Regions from separate parts of the Mus musculus genome. Here region 2 is linked to region 1. Evidence: chromatin loops called from intact Hi-C (ENCODE). Cell type or tissue: heart. All regions are shown on one strand.

Region 1 (8,000 bases):
GTTGTTTGTGGTGGTTTGAATATGCTTGGCCCAATGAGTGGCACTATTAGGAGGGGCGGCTTTGTTGGAGGAAGTATGTCACTGTGGGGGTGGGCAAAGAGACCTTCCTCCTAACCATGTAAGAGCCACTCTTCTAGCAGCCTTCAGATGAAGATATAGAACTCTCAGCTCCTCCTGCACCATGCTTGGCTGGACATTGCCATGCTCCTGTCTTGATAATGGACTGAACCTCTGAACCTGTAAGCCAGTCCCAATTAAATGTTGTCCTTATAAAAATTGCCTCTGGTTCCCTGTTTTACAATCAAGTCACTCCCTGGCATCTATATGTCTTCATTTCACCTCAGTAGGTATTTCTTGAGCCTCTCCCATGGTCTTCCCCATTGCTGAATGCACAGTGTAGTCAAACAACATTTGTGCCTTAACAGCATAGACCAGTAGAAGCAACACAATCTCCATGTACAAGAGAAGGTGGGTCTACAGCCTGTACTGTCTCCATAACTGTTAGCATCTCCATCTTCCCCTGAAACCTCACTCCTTACAGCCCATCCTTCAGGACTCAACAGAGAAAGGACTTCTAAAGGTAGTATCTTCTAGATTGTATCTTGGTGACCAACTCCCCAAGTCTCACCAAGTTCAGATGTCCTTGAACTAGTCAAGAAGATTCTGTGTCACCTCTCAGCAGTCTTTTCCTGAATTCACCCACTCTCCGTGTGCTTTGTCAGAGTGACTTACCAGTTCTCGCCTAATCATGGTGTCTATATTCTTACACTCGGCCTATCTGCTGCTATTATTTGGAACCATCTCACCTCTCTCTAAGAGTTCCTTAAATCTTGCCTTCCTACAAGGATCACAACCTAGAAACCACCCTGCCCAGGAATCGTGCCTGCTGTCCTAGGTCTGTAATGTGAGCCTCTACTTGATGATTAGAACGAGTATTGTTAGTCCCCATGACAGGGTGTCAGCCATTTGTGGTTCTGTCCACACACTGGTAATCGAACAGGAGCGGAACAGAAAACTTGCAAGCTAAAGACTTGAATGTTGGAGGCTGACATTGAAAACGGGGACCCTGGATGATGTAGTAGGTATCAAAGCTCTTCCAAGTGATGCTGGGAAGGATGGCCATACTGCTTAGTCACTGTTATTCGTTGAACTGTCCCCCTAAAAGGAATTGAAGTCCTAACCTTGAGTACTTGTGAATGTGACTGCACTTGATCATAGGGTCTCTTTAGAGATGGCCACGTGAAGATGAGGTCATTAAGTCCATAGCCTTAGAAAAAAGGATGAGGTTGGGTAAACACACAGAAACTCACACAGAGTGAATAAATGCCACATGAAGAACGGGTCTATGTTGTCCAATGCCAGGTTATGACCAGAAGCTAGGAAAGAGGCAGGAACAGGTCCTTCCCTAACACATTCAGAGAGAGAGAGAGAGAGAGAGTATCGCCCTGTACACACCTTGATCTTGGAACCTCCAGAAATGCATGCCAACAAGTCTTGTTACAGATGTCATTCACATTATGGTGCTTTGTTATACATCCTGGCAAACGAATACAGATCAACTCTGCTTTTTATTCAGAGTCAAAAAAAGTTTTATTCCTTTTAGAGATGTGCACAGGTGTGTTTGCATGCACGTGCATGCTTGCTTGTTCCTGTAGGCTCAGGTGTGAAGATCACAAGACAGCCTTGGGGATTCGTTCTTATTTAGTTCCTCATCTGAGAGAGGGCTGGGCCATGAGTGCTTGGGATCCCCTCATTTATAGCTTCCATCTTGGCATAGGAACGGTAGGACTAGGGACATACCCTAGCGTCTCTGGCTTTCCGTGGGCTCCAGATATCTGAACTCAGGCCCTCCTATTTGCATGGCCAGTGCTTTGCTCACTCAACGGTCTCCTCAGTCTACAAGGCAGGAAGCTCTTTATGAGATCCTCTGTCAGCATCCCCATCAGCATCCCACTGTGTCCAGTAGGAACTTTCATGGAAGTGACTGGTCCAGGAAAACAGAGTATTATGGCTCCTAAGTGCACAGGAAGCAAAAGCAATAGAAGCAGGGAGAGGAGTCACTCTGCAGTGCATAGAGACTCTGTGAGTTACGGTTGCTGAAATTGCAGATAGGACTGGTGTAAGTATTAGACCCCTGGTCCAAGTTAGTTGATAAGGACCAGTCAGCATGCTGCCCCTGTTTGTACCATACTATGTGACAATCTGGATGGAAAGTAAACCTTAATCCAGCAAGGGAGTAACCCCCTTTGAAATCACTGTAGACATCTTGTGACCCATTTAATGTTGTGTTAAATAAGTTGGATTAAGTGGAGTTTATCACCATGGTGGTGTTTTTTTGTTTTGTTTTGTTTTTTCTAATTTATTTCTTTTTAAGATCAAAGCTCTAAGGCAGAAGAGGATACTTGGGTACTGCTAATGAGAGGAACCCTCTTGGAGCCAGTTTTATCTGCAGGGTGCAGAAGATGATGGTTCAGTGCAGCTTGAGGGCATCTCTGAGCACTGGTTCTTGGAGGGAGAACTTACTAGAAGTGCTTGCTAACCAACAAACCCCAGTGGTGTCAGCAACCCTGCTGACGCTGATCTAATGGAGGTGTGTAATGCTTGTGTGTGCTTTTGTGTGTGTGTGTGTGTGTGTGTGTGTGTGTGTGTGTGTGTGAGAGAGAGAGAGAGAGAGAGAGAGAGAGAGAGAGAGAGAGAGAGAGAGAGAGAGAGAGAGAGAAATCGCATAAAAGCATGAATGTGAAGGTCATGAAACCTAAGGCTGGTGTGGGTGAGAGCTGTGATACAGGCCAGCATGAACATACACCCTGGCCTTTTACTCGTCTTTTTGGAAGACAGCTATCCTTGTTGGAGAGATCACATTTTGTAACCCAGGCTGTCCTAGAATTCACTATGTAGCCCAGGCTGTCCTAGAACTCACTGTATAACCCAGGCTAGCCTGGAACTCACTATGTAATCAGGCTGTCCTTGAACTTGTAACCCTTCTGTCCCAGTCTCTGAAGTGGTGGTATTTCTAGCATACTCTACCATTCCTGGCTTCCTTTTCCTTTTTTCCTTCCCCTCCCTTTCTTCCATCTCTAATTCCTTCTTTCCTCCCATCTTCCATTCCCACTTTCTGCTTTCCTTCCTTTCTCTTTCCATGCCTTCCCCATCCCTTCTCTTCTTCCCGTTCTCCTTTCTTCTTTTTCCTTCCCCACCCCTTCACAACTGCAGTGAAGCACACAAGGAAAGCTAGCCTTTGTTAGGTCTTTTCTTTACCTTGGCTAATATAAAGGGGCACTCCTTCCAAGGCACCACCTGCCTCCCCCTCCCCCACATCTCATTCACACCTCTGGCATGGAGGAAGAAGAACCCAGAATGAGACTGAGTAGCAGTTTGGCCCCCTCTGGTGCAGCCTCTTCATGTGGGGTGCAAAAGCATCTTCAGTTATGTTAATCAAGTCAGGCTGCACATTAGTAAGGGATGTTTTCTGGCTGTGGTCCCATTAAGGCTGACATCTCATTGTGCTATTTTGGGAAACTTTGTTACTATCAAAATTCCACAAAGCTTAACATCTGCTGAGTACCTACAAACTAAAAAGAAATAGCCTTAGCTTTACTGGATTGGATTTTTCTTTTTTTGGCTTCTCTTTCCCCTCGGGCTTCAGCTAATTCTTCCATCATGAGGGTTGACGTCAATACTGTCACTATTCAAAGGGAACAACTGGGCTTAGTTGGGGACAAAGAGCTTGTGTCAAGCCTTTTCCACCCAGGGTGGAGACAATCTTGGCCATGGTGCAGTGAGGACAGGACATTCAGACCAGTTCCTTTTATGGGACAAGGAAAGCATTCATCTGTCACCTGCTTGCTCCCTTGTCTGCGTTAGATTGTCCTGTCCCCTGTGTGCAGAAAGGAGGCCAGGGCCAAAAGCCTTCAAAAATGCACCAGTCAGGGTTTTCCCTTGAGCTATGCTGAGACACATGAAAAACTATCTAGTGTGGGCAAGAGTCTAATGCTCATTCAGGCCTCAGACACTGACTGAGGCTTGGCTACTGTTCAAAGAGATGCCCAACTTCTGTCCTCTAGCTTCTTGAGTGGGTGGGATCAGGTTGGTGACAATGTCTTGGTTCCTGTGGTAAGAAGGAGGGACTGTATTGCAGGCAAGATGCCTCCCACCTGTAATGAGCAGGGTCCTGAAAGGGTCCTGGGTGGTAGTGCCTTCCAATGTAATTGACACAGGGGGGTGGCCATAAGGCCACTTTTGACTCTAGGCAGTGACTGAGCCCCTCCTGCATTTTTCTCTAGACTTCCTCACTGAGATTATAGTTTGTAAACACCAGCGTCTTACAGAGATGCAATGGCAAGAAGATGGTGCAGACATTAAAACAAGAGTCAAAGCTATATAGATTTTAATACGTAGGGAGAAAAAATAATAACCCTTTTTGAATTAATGAAGGGAAGAAGAAACCCTCCTGAGACTTCAGCACTTGGGGACCAGGCCCTAACATATGCCCTGATGGGGAACAGATAGAATCTCTGCTTCAGGGACTTCCCAATGGCAATTTAACATGTAGATGCTTTGTTCCTTAGCACCTCCTGCTGTTCTGGAAGATTCTTACTTGTTCACACTGATGCCCTTATCAGAGGCCTCATATTGACCGCTTGACATCTTCCTAAATACACACTCATGCTCACATCTCTAAGATGGGATCTTTCTATCACCCTTCCAGGCATCTCCGTGAAAATCCTTAGAGCCAGGTACTCCTCAGTTCCTTCCCCATCTACCACCACTTTTGGTCAGTCTCGGTGCTTTCCTCAATAAGACTCTGAAGCATTTCCACACATGTTTCTTCTAACAAAGACCCCATCTGGTGACATCTTTGAAACTTCCAGCCACCTGGAGAACTTCCTGTTTTCCTCACCACAGCAACTAGTCTTCTTAAAACAACAGATGGCAACACTGAGTTATCACATGCTAATAACGTGACTCAGAGGAAGTTGTATAACTGAGCATTTATCAAGGCAAGGAGGATAGCACCCGTGTTCCTAGGATACGGTGAAGAAAAATTCATGCCGACTATATAAAGCTCTCCCAAGAGGCATGATATTAATCACTTGGGAGAATGTCACTGTGGTCAGTACTACTCAAATAATCTGTTATATATGATGAACTAATCATGCAGTATTTAAATAAACAAGCAACAAAACAGTTGCTGCAAAGGGCTTTGACTCCATGGGTCATGAAGAAGCCTAAGAACTGACATACAGGCTGTGTCCCACAGGTTATTGCTTAGCTGGACACCATGGAACCTGATCACAAAGACAGACTCATTTTTTCCCCAAGTCACTGGTCTCCATTTTCTGAATTGTCATTGGTAAATTTCTCTTCTTTCTTCTCTCTCTTCCTACCCATTTCCACACCTCTATGTCTGAGATAGAAAACTGCAAGTTGCTATTTTAATGAGATCTTGGATTTTTTTTTCCTGAGGTCATCTGAACCATTCAATTCTAATATTTAAATGTACCATCTTTTGTATCTATAATTATCTCATTGGAGTGATATTTGCACATGTGTGTATGTATATATGAGTGAGTACATGTGTGAGTGTGTGTGAGTGTATGTGTGTGTATGACCATGCATGTGTGTGTATAACTGTGTATGTATGCGTGTGTGTAAGTATATGTATGAGTGTATGTGTGTGTATATGTGAGGGTGTGTATGTATGCACGTGTATGTGTGTATGTATGAGTGTGTATGTGTGTATGTATGAACATGTATGTGTGTATGTATGTGCATGTATGTGTGTGTATATGAGTATGTATATGTGTGTGTATGTATAAGTATGTATATGTGTGTATGTGTGTATGTATGACTATGTATGTGTGTATGTATTTATGTATGTGTGTGCATGTGTGTGGGTATGTGCGTACATGTGAGTGTATGTGTATGAATGTGTGTATATGTGAATGTGTGTGTATGTATGAGCATGTATGTGTGTACATATGAGTGTGAATGTGTGTGTATGTATGAGTGTGTATGTGTTTGTATGTGTGTGAGTGTGTGTGTATGTATGAGTGTGTATGAATGTGTATGTGAGTCTGTGAGTGTGTATGAGTATGTATATGTGCATACATATGAGTATGTGTGTGAATATGTGAGTGTGTATGTGTGAGTATGTGTGTATGTATGAGTATATGTGTATGTATGAGTGTGTGAATGTGTGATTATGTGTATGTGTGAGTGTGTGTGTGTGTATGTGTATATGAGCATGTGTGAGAGTGTGTGTATGTGTGGTTATGTGTATGTGTGTGTGTGTGTGTGTGTGCTGTTGTCACTTGCTGTACTATTGTTTTGAAAGTGGGTCTCTCACAGAACCAGAAGGTCAGCATCAGCTAAGCTACCCAGCCAGCAAGGTCTCAGGATCTGCCTGTCTCAACCTTCCCAGTACTGACCCAGTTCCAGGCATACCTCGCCTTGTCTGGCAGTTTATATAGGAGCAGGAGGTTTGGACTCCGATTTTCATGCTTGCAGAGCAAGGAACATTACCCACTGAAGTCATGTTGTAGACTGATGAGCGAACCCTCAATAAATATAGGGGTGACTTACAGAGGGCACTGATCTGCTAATAATCACCTGTGTAAAGTTTACATACACCCAGGGCAGCTGGGAATCACTGCAGTAGGATGGAAGGCAAAGAAACTATTAAACCCAAAGATTGTTCCTAGTTATAGAATGGCACATGCTCTCTAGCCCATCCTCGTACTCTTCCAGTATCTGGAACAGCTTAAGTTCCCAAAGTCCTTTAGGAGATGATGATAGTGATGGTGGAGGTGGTGGTGGTAAAGTAGGAGGAGAAAGAGCAGGAGGAGGTGAAGGAGGAGGAGGAGGTGAAGGAGGAGGGGGAGAAAGAAGAGGAGGAGGAGAAGATGGAGAATGGAAGAGAAGCCTCTTTAGCCCACACCAGATAATCCTTATGATCTTGCCTCTCCTTTCATTCTGAGAGCAGCTGAGGCTCTGCTTCGCTCAGTGCTGAGTCCCTTCAGGTTGTGACCAAAGCATCGTGTAAATTCTGTGTGTATTCCTACACTTGTGATGCAGGCCTCTTTTACTGTCTCTGTCTGTGGTAACCGACACACCCATGAATGTTCCCCCTACACTCCGCCCACTGTCCCATCTTTTCAATCAAGCTGACCACCGTTTAGCACAGCTGTCTGCTTTGCTTACTGTACGTCCTGGAAACTGGGTGTGCTCCTTCAACTCCGTGAGAACTGTTACAGAGCACTTACTAAATTCTAGGCACGGGGCTAGGTCTCCAAGTATGTCACATAGAAAGTGAATGCGTATTATACAGTACTGTGATGTGGGTTTCGTCATGGAAGGGGAAGGAACTTGCTTCAGATTATACAGCACATAAACGATGCAGTCTAGACTCAAACTCACACCTTGAGTTGCAGTCATTATCCCAAAGCAAGAAGAGAGCCCAACTTCACGGTAGATCTTTTCAGCTAGATAAGACCAGGTACGAAGGGCGAAGGGTATTGAACACTGACAATCACAGCTGTTTAGTTGCTGTCTGTTCACCAGATTTAAAACAAAAGCAAAAACAAAAATATTTATTTATTTATTTATTTATTTATTTATTTATTTATGTATTTATTTATTGTGGATCTGTGGATGTACATGCATGTACCACAGAGTGTGTAGAAGTCAGAGGACAACTTTCAGAAGTCAGTTCTCTCCTTCCATCAAGTAGGGCCTGGGGATTGAACTCAGGCCATCTGGCTAGGCAGCAAGGACTGTTGCTTGCTGAGCCACCTCACTGGCCCAATTCACAAGATAACCCAAGAGCAGAGTATAACAAAACATACTTTTAAGGATGATCCTTCATGCAGTATCCACACCATACACCCAAAGTATGAGTGCCAATTTATATTTGTAAAAGAATTCTCCTTACCTCTGACTCAGAGATTGAAATAGATATGTCTTCCTTGTGAGTTACATTAATTAGTGAGAGATATTTT
Region 2 (8,000 bases), 83 kb after region 1:
TTCCAGTGGCCAGCAGAGCATCATGGTTTAGAACATATTGGTGCTTTTCCAGTACATGATTAGATAAAATATCCCAATTTTACCCACAGATGAGAGAGGTGGATGTGGCATTTTACATTTTGTGATTGGACTATATTGGATTACCTCTGAATGCCAGAATTCCTTTTAATTGGGCATTTTCGACACTAAAGGTAATTCTTCTACAAGTAGATATTGGGAACGATGTAACTCTCTCTTTCTGTCAGTGTGTGTGTGTGTGTGTGTGTGTGTGATTACTTGTTGTTCAGGCATTGTGGGAAATATGCCATCATGTATTCAGAGAACTCAAAAAATCACTTTCTGAGGATGACTTTGTAAAATATTCTGTACCAGATGTTCTTAAAGATTAAAAAAAGCAAGTTTCCTCATCATCTAGGGGCTTAAAATATAACAGAGAGATGCTTATACAAAGCAGTAGTGATGACGATGATGGCAAAGTGGTCCAAGAACCAGTGAGCATTGGAGGAAGAGGGATGGATGCTGAATGTTAGTTAGATGCCAGGTTAGGATAAAAGGGGGTACCAAGAACTAAGAGCAGGCCTGTTCTCCGACAGCCACATACCGGCAAAACTTCAGCAGACAGGGAAGTGAGGTGAGCACCCCCCCCCCCAGCTCAGAGACAGCTGACTGGAAATACCCATAGGAAAAGGAAAGAATAAGACATGGCTTAGCCTTATGGAAAGTTAGATTTGAAGTAAATAGGGAAGGTAGAACCTGATGCTGCAAAAACTTGAACGTACCTTAGTGTTTACCTGAGCAGCCATAGAATTTGTGGTGGTTTGAATTAGAATGGCCCCCATAAAATGGAAATCGAAATGACTCTGAGATTCCTCTTTATACCCATCAGAATGGCTAAGATCAAAAACTCAAAGGATAGCATATTCTGCCTTGGATATGGAGATAGGGGAACACTCCCCCGTTACTGGTTGGAGTGAAAATTTGTATAACCACTCTGGAATTCAATTTGGTGCTTTCTTTAAAAAAACAAAAACAACAACTGGGGACAGTTCTACCTCAAGACCCATCTATACCACTCCTGGGCATATACCCAAAATATACTACACCATCTCACAAGGACCACCATTCCACAAGGATCACCATTCCACAAGGACTCAACTATGTTCATAGCTGCTTTATTTGTAATTGCCAGAAACTGGAAACAACCAAGATGTCTCTCAACTAAAGAATGGATTTTTTCTTTTCTTTTTTCTTTTCTTTTTTTGTTTTTTTGTTTTTGTTTTTGTTTTTGTTTTGTTTTGTTTTGTTTTGTTTTGTTTTGTTTTGTTTTGTTTTCGAGACAGGCTTTCTCTGTATAGCCCTGGCTGTCCTGGAACCCACTTTGTAGACCAGGCTGGCCTTGAACTCAGAAATCCACCTGCCTCTGCCTCCCAAGTACTGGGATTAAAGGCGTGTGCCACCACCGCCCAGCCAAGAATGGATTTTTTAAAAAGTGGTTTATTTACACAATAGAATACTATTCAGATATTAAAAACAAGGACATCATGAAATTTGCCAGCAAATAGATGGAACTAGAAAATATCATCCTGAGTGAGGTACCCAGACACAAAAGGACATGCATGTATGTACTCATTTATAAGTGGGTATTTGCCATAAAGTACAGAATAAACACACTACTATCCACAGACACAAAGCCAAATAACAAAGAGGGCCCAAGAGAGGATGCTTGAATCTGACCAGAAGGAAAAATAAAATATACATCAAAGGTAGATGGAGGGAGGCAACTGGGTGGGAGAAGGGAAGGGGAGGGGAGGAGAAGGGGGTGAGATCAGATATGGGGGGAGCAGGAGAGAGAGAATGGAAATCTGAAAGTAGGCAGGGGTGAAGCATCTCTAAGACCTGGGATCTGGGGGTGGAGGGACTTAGGAGGGGCAGACTCAGGGAGTTTCTGAAGGTGACTCTAGCTAAGATTCCTAGCAGTTGGGGATATGGATCATTAAATGGCTACCTCCCATAGCCAGGCAGGACTCCCAGTGGGGGGATAAGAACACCAGCCCACTCACAAAACCTTCAACCCAAAATATGGCCTGCCTACAAAATGTGCAGGGACAAAGATGGAGCAGAGACTCGGGGGACTGGCCAGCTAATGACTGGTCCAACTTGAGACTCATCCAATAGGCAAGAACCAATCCCTGACACTGTTAATGATACTCTGTTATGCTCACAGACAGGAGCTTAGCATAACACCACCCAGCAGCTGTCCAAGACAGATGCAGAGACCCACAGCCAAAGATCAGACAGAGCTTGGGAGTCTGATGGAAGAGTTGGGGAAGGAATGAGGGACCAGTGGGAATAGGAACTCCACAGGAAGACCACCAGAGTCAACCTAAACCCTTCAGGGCTTCCAGATACTGAACCACCAACCATAAGCAAGCTTGGGCTGGACCTAGCCCTGTGACCATCACATATATGTAGCAGACTTGTAGCTTGGTCTTTATGTGGGTCCCCCAACAACTGGAGGGGGGTTGTTCCTGAATTCATTATCTGTCTATGGATCCCATAAGTAGGCTGCCTTGTCTGGCCTTAGTGAAAGAGGATACACCTAGTCCTATAGTGACTTCATGTTCCAGAATGAGGTGTTACCCAGAAGAGATCTGCTCCTCCTCAGAGGAGAAGGGGAGAGGTACAGGGGAGGAATTGTGTGAGGGGGGACCAGGAGGAAAGGGGGTGCCTTCGATTGGGATGTAAAGTCAATAAATAAATTAATTAATGAGAAAATGGCCCCCATATGCTTATATATTTGAATATACATGGAGTATATATATATATATATATATATATACATACATATATATATATATATATATATATATTCTCTTTCTCTCTCTCCCCTTTCCTCTCGCTCTCTCTCTCTCAGCCTGCAGATCAGAATGTAGCTCTCGCCTACTGCCTCAGTGCCATATGTACTACCATCCTTCCTTGCGATGGGAGTAATGAGCTAAACTTCTGAAACTGAAAGCAAGTCCCCAATTAAACGCCTTCTTTTCTAGGAGTTGCCTTAGTCATGGGGTCTCATCGTAGCAACAGAACAGTAACTATGAGAGTGTGCTAGGCAAAACTTCTTAAAAGGTCAAAGAAATGGATATTTCTGTAGATGTATCAGTTCACCTAACCTATAAGATATATCCAAAATCAAGAAGGGTTTTGAATACAATTGGCATCCACTTAAGAGGCTGGATAAAGTTGTGTTATTTTCATATCCCATGCCATACCTTAGAGTTTATTTTCAATATTTCACAGCTATGGGGTGGAGGAGATGGTTCAGTGGGTAAAGAATTTGCAGCCCAAGAGTGAATACTTGAGGTCAGATCTCCAGCATCCACATAAAATCTAAGTGCCAACATCTCTAACCCAGGTGTTGGGAGGCAACAAGAGGGGGATCCCAGAGGCCTTCAGATACCAATCTAGTGGAAATGACAAGCTCCAGGTTCAATGAGAGACTTTGCCTCAAAAAGTAAGATTAGTAAGTGATAGACGATGATGCTGGTTATCAACCCATGATTTGCAGGTATCCACACACAGGTAAGTACACCACCCCACAACACACACACACACACACACACACACACACACACACACACACACACGCACATGCATACTAAATTTAAAAATTAAAATTAAAATAATTCATAGCAGTAGAAGCATGCAGGTAAATGTCTAAAAGTTCTATGTTTTTAAAAATATATCTGATTTGTAGGGTTTCTCATTTCTGTGGTGTATGACTTCCAGGGCTTAAATGAATACCTAACCTTTGAGAGATAACCTAACAGATGTTCAAATAAGGAAGTGAACACATGTGTGGACAGCTAGAGGTGAGCAGAAGAACTCTGCCCAGTAGGGGTGACTCCTGAACTAAGGATTCTAGGGAGATCCTTGCAGGGGGTGAGCATGTACGCATGCGAATTTACACATCTTCTGATCTCTGACAGCAGAGATAGGACACAGCTCTGTTCAGGAGGGCTCTTTCCAGTAGAGGCTGCCAGAAGCTCCTGGAATTCACCCAAGCCACTGCTCTTCCAAGATCCATAGGGAGAAGCAGGACACAGCACGACACAGGCGTCTTAGAAAGCATACTCTCCCGTAGCCTCTGTCCAGGAGGCTTAGTTAATGGAGAGACAGCTGAGCTGACACGCTCACCACCAACAGGGCATGAAGAGCTATGCACCTTCAATCCAGAGGTGACCTTGGAAGTAGCTGCCACATCTGTTTTGTTAATGAACACAGAAGTTCCCATTGACACCTTGGATTTTTAAAAAGGTGAGCTCCCCGCTTGTGTCGTCTTGGACTCCTAAAGTTTCTTTATAAATAGAGTTTCAAGTCTATTTGGAAGTACAAAGAACACAATAGCAATGTTCTCACTACCCGGGTGCAAGGATAACTAACTCCAGTTTGTTCTTGCATCCACTGCTCTGAGCACTGTCCCTGGACCAATAGTATTAGCATCACTTGAGAACTTGTTGCAAGGCAGATCCTAGGGTCCCCTCCTTCCCTCCCATCCCCGTCCCCTCCTCCTCATTTACCGGATGTTCCCTCTCCTTCCCACCCTGTAACTCTTTGCTTATTTAAACCAAGATCTAAATTATTGTCTCTCATGCCTCTTTTATCACACTGTCTCCATCCTCTTTTTCCCTCTTCCTTGCCTTGTGTTGATGGTGAAACCATGATTTGTACTTTAGAATTCTCTCCACAGGGATTTTATTGATTGAACTATATAAATTGCCACATGGTGAATTTCTCTATTGCCTGCAGGCTCTGAGTGTTAGGCTCAGAGCTGTAATAAACTCGGGTTTGGGGAGGTTCCTTCATAAGCCTTGGTATATGCTGCCATTAGCAGGAGCATGCTGTTGCCTGGCTCTCTGTAATGTTAGCGGCCTTCAATCTCAATGCTAAGACTTCCTCATGCACTCCTTCTTATATTTATTTTCATGTATTCCATGGTCTGCTCCCCTATTAGCTGTAAAGATCATGGACAGTTTTAGACTCATGGATTAGACAGTCTCAGTAGCTTCCATTCTATTGTAGTTTGATCTTAGTGGTGTGCATACAGCCCAACTTCAGCTGTTGGGAGTCTAATGAGGTTGGCTCCAGCATCCTTCTGACAGATGCCAGCAATCTTTGAGAAAGTAGCTCACCTTCCAGTATGACAAGATGTTCTAGTCTCATTTTGTTCATTTCTTGCCCCAGAGAAGAGAGACAGGCATTTCTCCAAGGAGTCCTGGTACCATTTACTAAGTACTTCAAAAAATATTTTAAGACCACATTCAACACACTTCAAGATGTTCTTTGTATTGCACTGGATATTCTTTGTAAACCTTTCTACTAGGCAGAGCTAGGAAATGTCTAAATATATTTTGAAGGTGACACATGAGCTTAGACTTCCAAGTTCAATATATAGGACCCTTATGTTGAAACTTACTTGCCATAGGTCTAAGTTCCCTTCCTCCTACATCGAGTATCATGGTCTAACCAGCAGTGTAGAGAGGGGATAGCTGTGTATCTTATGGTTCTGTGCCTAGCCAGTTGCCTCAAAATGATAGGACAAGAATAACCAAGAAGAATTAAAGGTTTTGTTCCTAGTTCTTGTAATCTTTAGGGTGTAGCCCATAATGGATACAGATTATTATGTTTTGTTTTCATCCCTTTCTCCTGCCAAGCAGATGCCAAGTTTTTCTTTTTCTTTTGTTTTATTTCATTTCTTGTTCTTAGGGACTGCTTTTCTCTTTAAATTTATTGTTGTTTTACAGTATACATTTGTGGCTCTCTACCCTTGGGGATTGTCAGCCCATAGGGTCCATGAGGGCACTGGAAAGAGACCAGAGATGACTAAGGGGGCGTGGGGCAGTTTGGAAGCTCTGTTGAGTAAGTACTTCAAAGGCTTATATAATTTGGGGGACTAGGAGTAGGAACATCCAGGATGGGCAAAGGTCATTGGCTGAAGGCTTAGGGTACCAAAATGCCTTATTAGTATTGGAGAAGCATTTTAGGAATCTCAGGTGCTAGCTGAATGTGTTCTTATCAGGAGAAAAGAAGTTAATCTAACTAAAGCTATGTGACGTTGCACAGGTAGAGGGTTTTGAATTCCCCAGACGAGGTCAGAGAAGCAAAAGCCCTCCATATTGCACAAAGGCCAGAGGCTTACTGGTCACTGGTAGACTTTAACTTTACTTAGCAGAGATTTTGTGCACACACACACACACACACACACACACACACACACACACATTCCATGCCTCAAGAATATGATCTAAGGGGCTGAAAAGGTGAGACAGGCATATCCCTGGGGCTTGCTGACCAGACAGCCATTCTGAAGCAGAGAAAAGGCAAGAAAAGAGAATGGCATCTTTGAATGGGGACTTTTCATCTTCATTTCAATCGTGGGACCTCTGAAATCAGCAAACAGCCATAGTGTAGCATAGATCAACATGGGGACTGAGAAAGTCAGGAACGTAAAATGGGGGCAAGAAAGTTTGCACTTTTTGCTTTTTAAACCTGGTTTAGAATAAACACTGAAAATAATTGGTAACGTTTTATGTGAGTGAATATCAAAATATGTAAAAGAACAAATCAGAAACAGTTAAAATATATTATAACCACGTCACAGGATCTTGTTAGTCTTGGTACTGTACTGTGTTTTAAAAAGAATCTGCCTAAGATGGGAGGTAAGATGTCAAATTATTTTCCATTTGACCACTCCAGGGTCATCTTAAGAAGAAAAGTGCCCAATATATTCAAAGCTAGTCTCATACCCTCATTCATTTCAAAAACAAGACTTTCTTTATCCAGGCTAGTTAGAAAGAAGAAAAAAGGATGGGCAGACAGCATGAAGAAGGCCAACATGTGTAACTGAGGTTCTAAAAGCCAGCAACAGCAGTCCTAAGCAACTGAAGGCATAATGGCCTTGGTGTCCCTCTAACTAACTGAAGCCACTACATTCCCAGGTAACCAACCGTATATCATGAGCTCTTAAAATTCTAAACCAGACCAAGGCCAATAGAAGCAGAAAGCAGTAAGGCATCACATATAGAACAACTACAAGGAGGATGAGTGGCCTTACATGATGGAATGGTATATTTAAAATTAAAAAAAAAGAAAGAAAATTAGTCAAATTATCGCCCTTCCGCTCGACTCGAGACTCGAGCCCCGGGCTACCTTGCCAGCAGAGTCTTGCCCAACACCCGCAAGGGCCCACACGGGACTCCCCACGGGACCCTAAGACCTCTGGTGAGTGGATCACAGTGCCTGCCCCAATCCAATCGCGCGGAACTTGAGACTGCGGTACATAGGGAAGCAGGCTACCCGGGCCTGATCTGGGGCACAAGTCCCTTCCGCTCGACTCGAGACTCGAGCCCCGGGCTACCTTGCCAGCAGAGTCTTGCCCAACACCCGCAAGGGTCCACACGGGACTCCCCACGGGACCCTAAGACCTCTGGTGAGTGGACCACAGTGCCTGCCCCAATCCAATCGCGCGGAACTTGAGACTGCGGTACATAGGGAAGCAGGCTACCCAGGCCTGATCTGGGGCACAAGTCCCTTCCGCTCGACTCGAGACTCGAGCCCCGGGCTACCTTGCCAGCAGAGTCTTGCCCAACACCCGCAAGGGTCCACACGGGACTCCCCACGGGACCCTAAGACCTCTGATGAGTGGAACACAGCGCCTACCCCAATCCAATCGCGTGGAACTTGAGACTGCGGTACATAGGGAAGCAGGCTACCCGGGCTTGATCTGGGGCACAAACCCCTTCCACTCCACTCGAGCCCCGGCTACCTTGCCAGCTGAGTCGCCTGACACCCGCAAGGGCCCACACAGGATTCCACACGTGATCCTAAGACCTCTAGTGAGTGGAACACAACTTCTGCCAGGAGTCTGGTTCGAACACCAGATATCTGGGTACCTGCCTTGCAAGAAGAGAGCTTGCCTGCAGAGAATACTCTGCCCACTGAAA

What was found. A loop is a pair of places that touch in the nucleus more often than their neighbours do. Peaks named below come from ENCODE experiments on the same cell type or tissue, not always from the same donor. Only the 100,000 strongest peaks of a DNase experiment are listed, where the experiment ranks them.
Region 2: a loop joins it to region 1, with 2.3 times the contacts of the local background. A loop is called at or near these places in 6 of 42 quality-filtered maps.

Annotation. Positions count from the first base shown.
Region 1 is chr17:44,026,759-44,034,758 of GRCm38, reverse strand. All of the region lies in intron 4 of Rcan2 (regulator of calcineurin 2), which reads right to left. Among named protein-coding and RNA genes, the nearest start is that of Gm34857, 13 kb to the left of the region's middle. In heart, no CTCF peak of the experiment used is centred here; DNase peaks (open chromatin) are centred at 3,378, 3,808 and 4,878; H3K27ac peaks cover 1,309 bases.
Region 2 is chr17:43,944,113-43,952,112 of GRCm38, reverse strand. All of the region lies in intron 2 of Rcan2 (regulator of calcineurin 2), which reads right to left. Among named protein-coding and RNA genes, the nearest start is that of Gm34857, 96 kb to the left of the region's middle. In heart, a CTCF peak has its summit at 4,193; no DNase peak of the experiment used is centred here.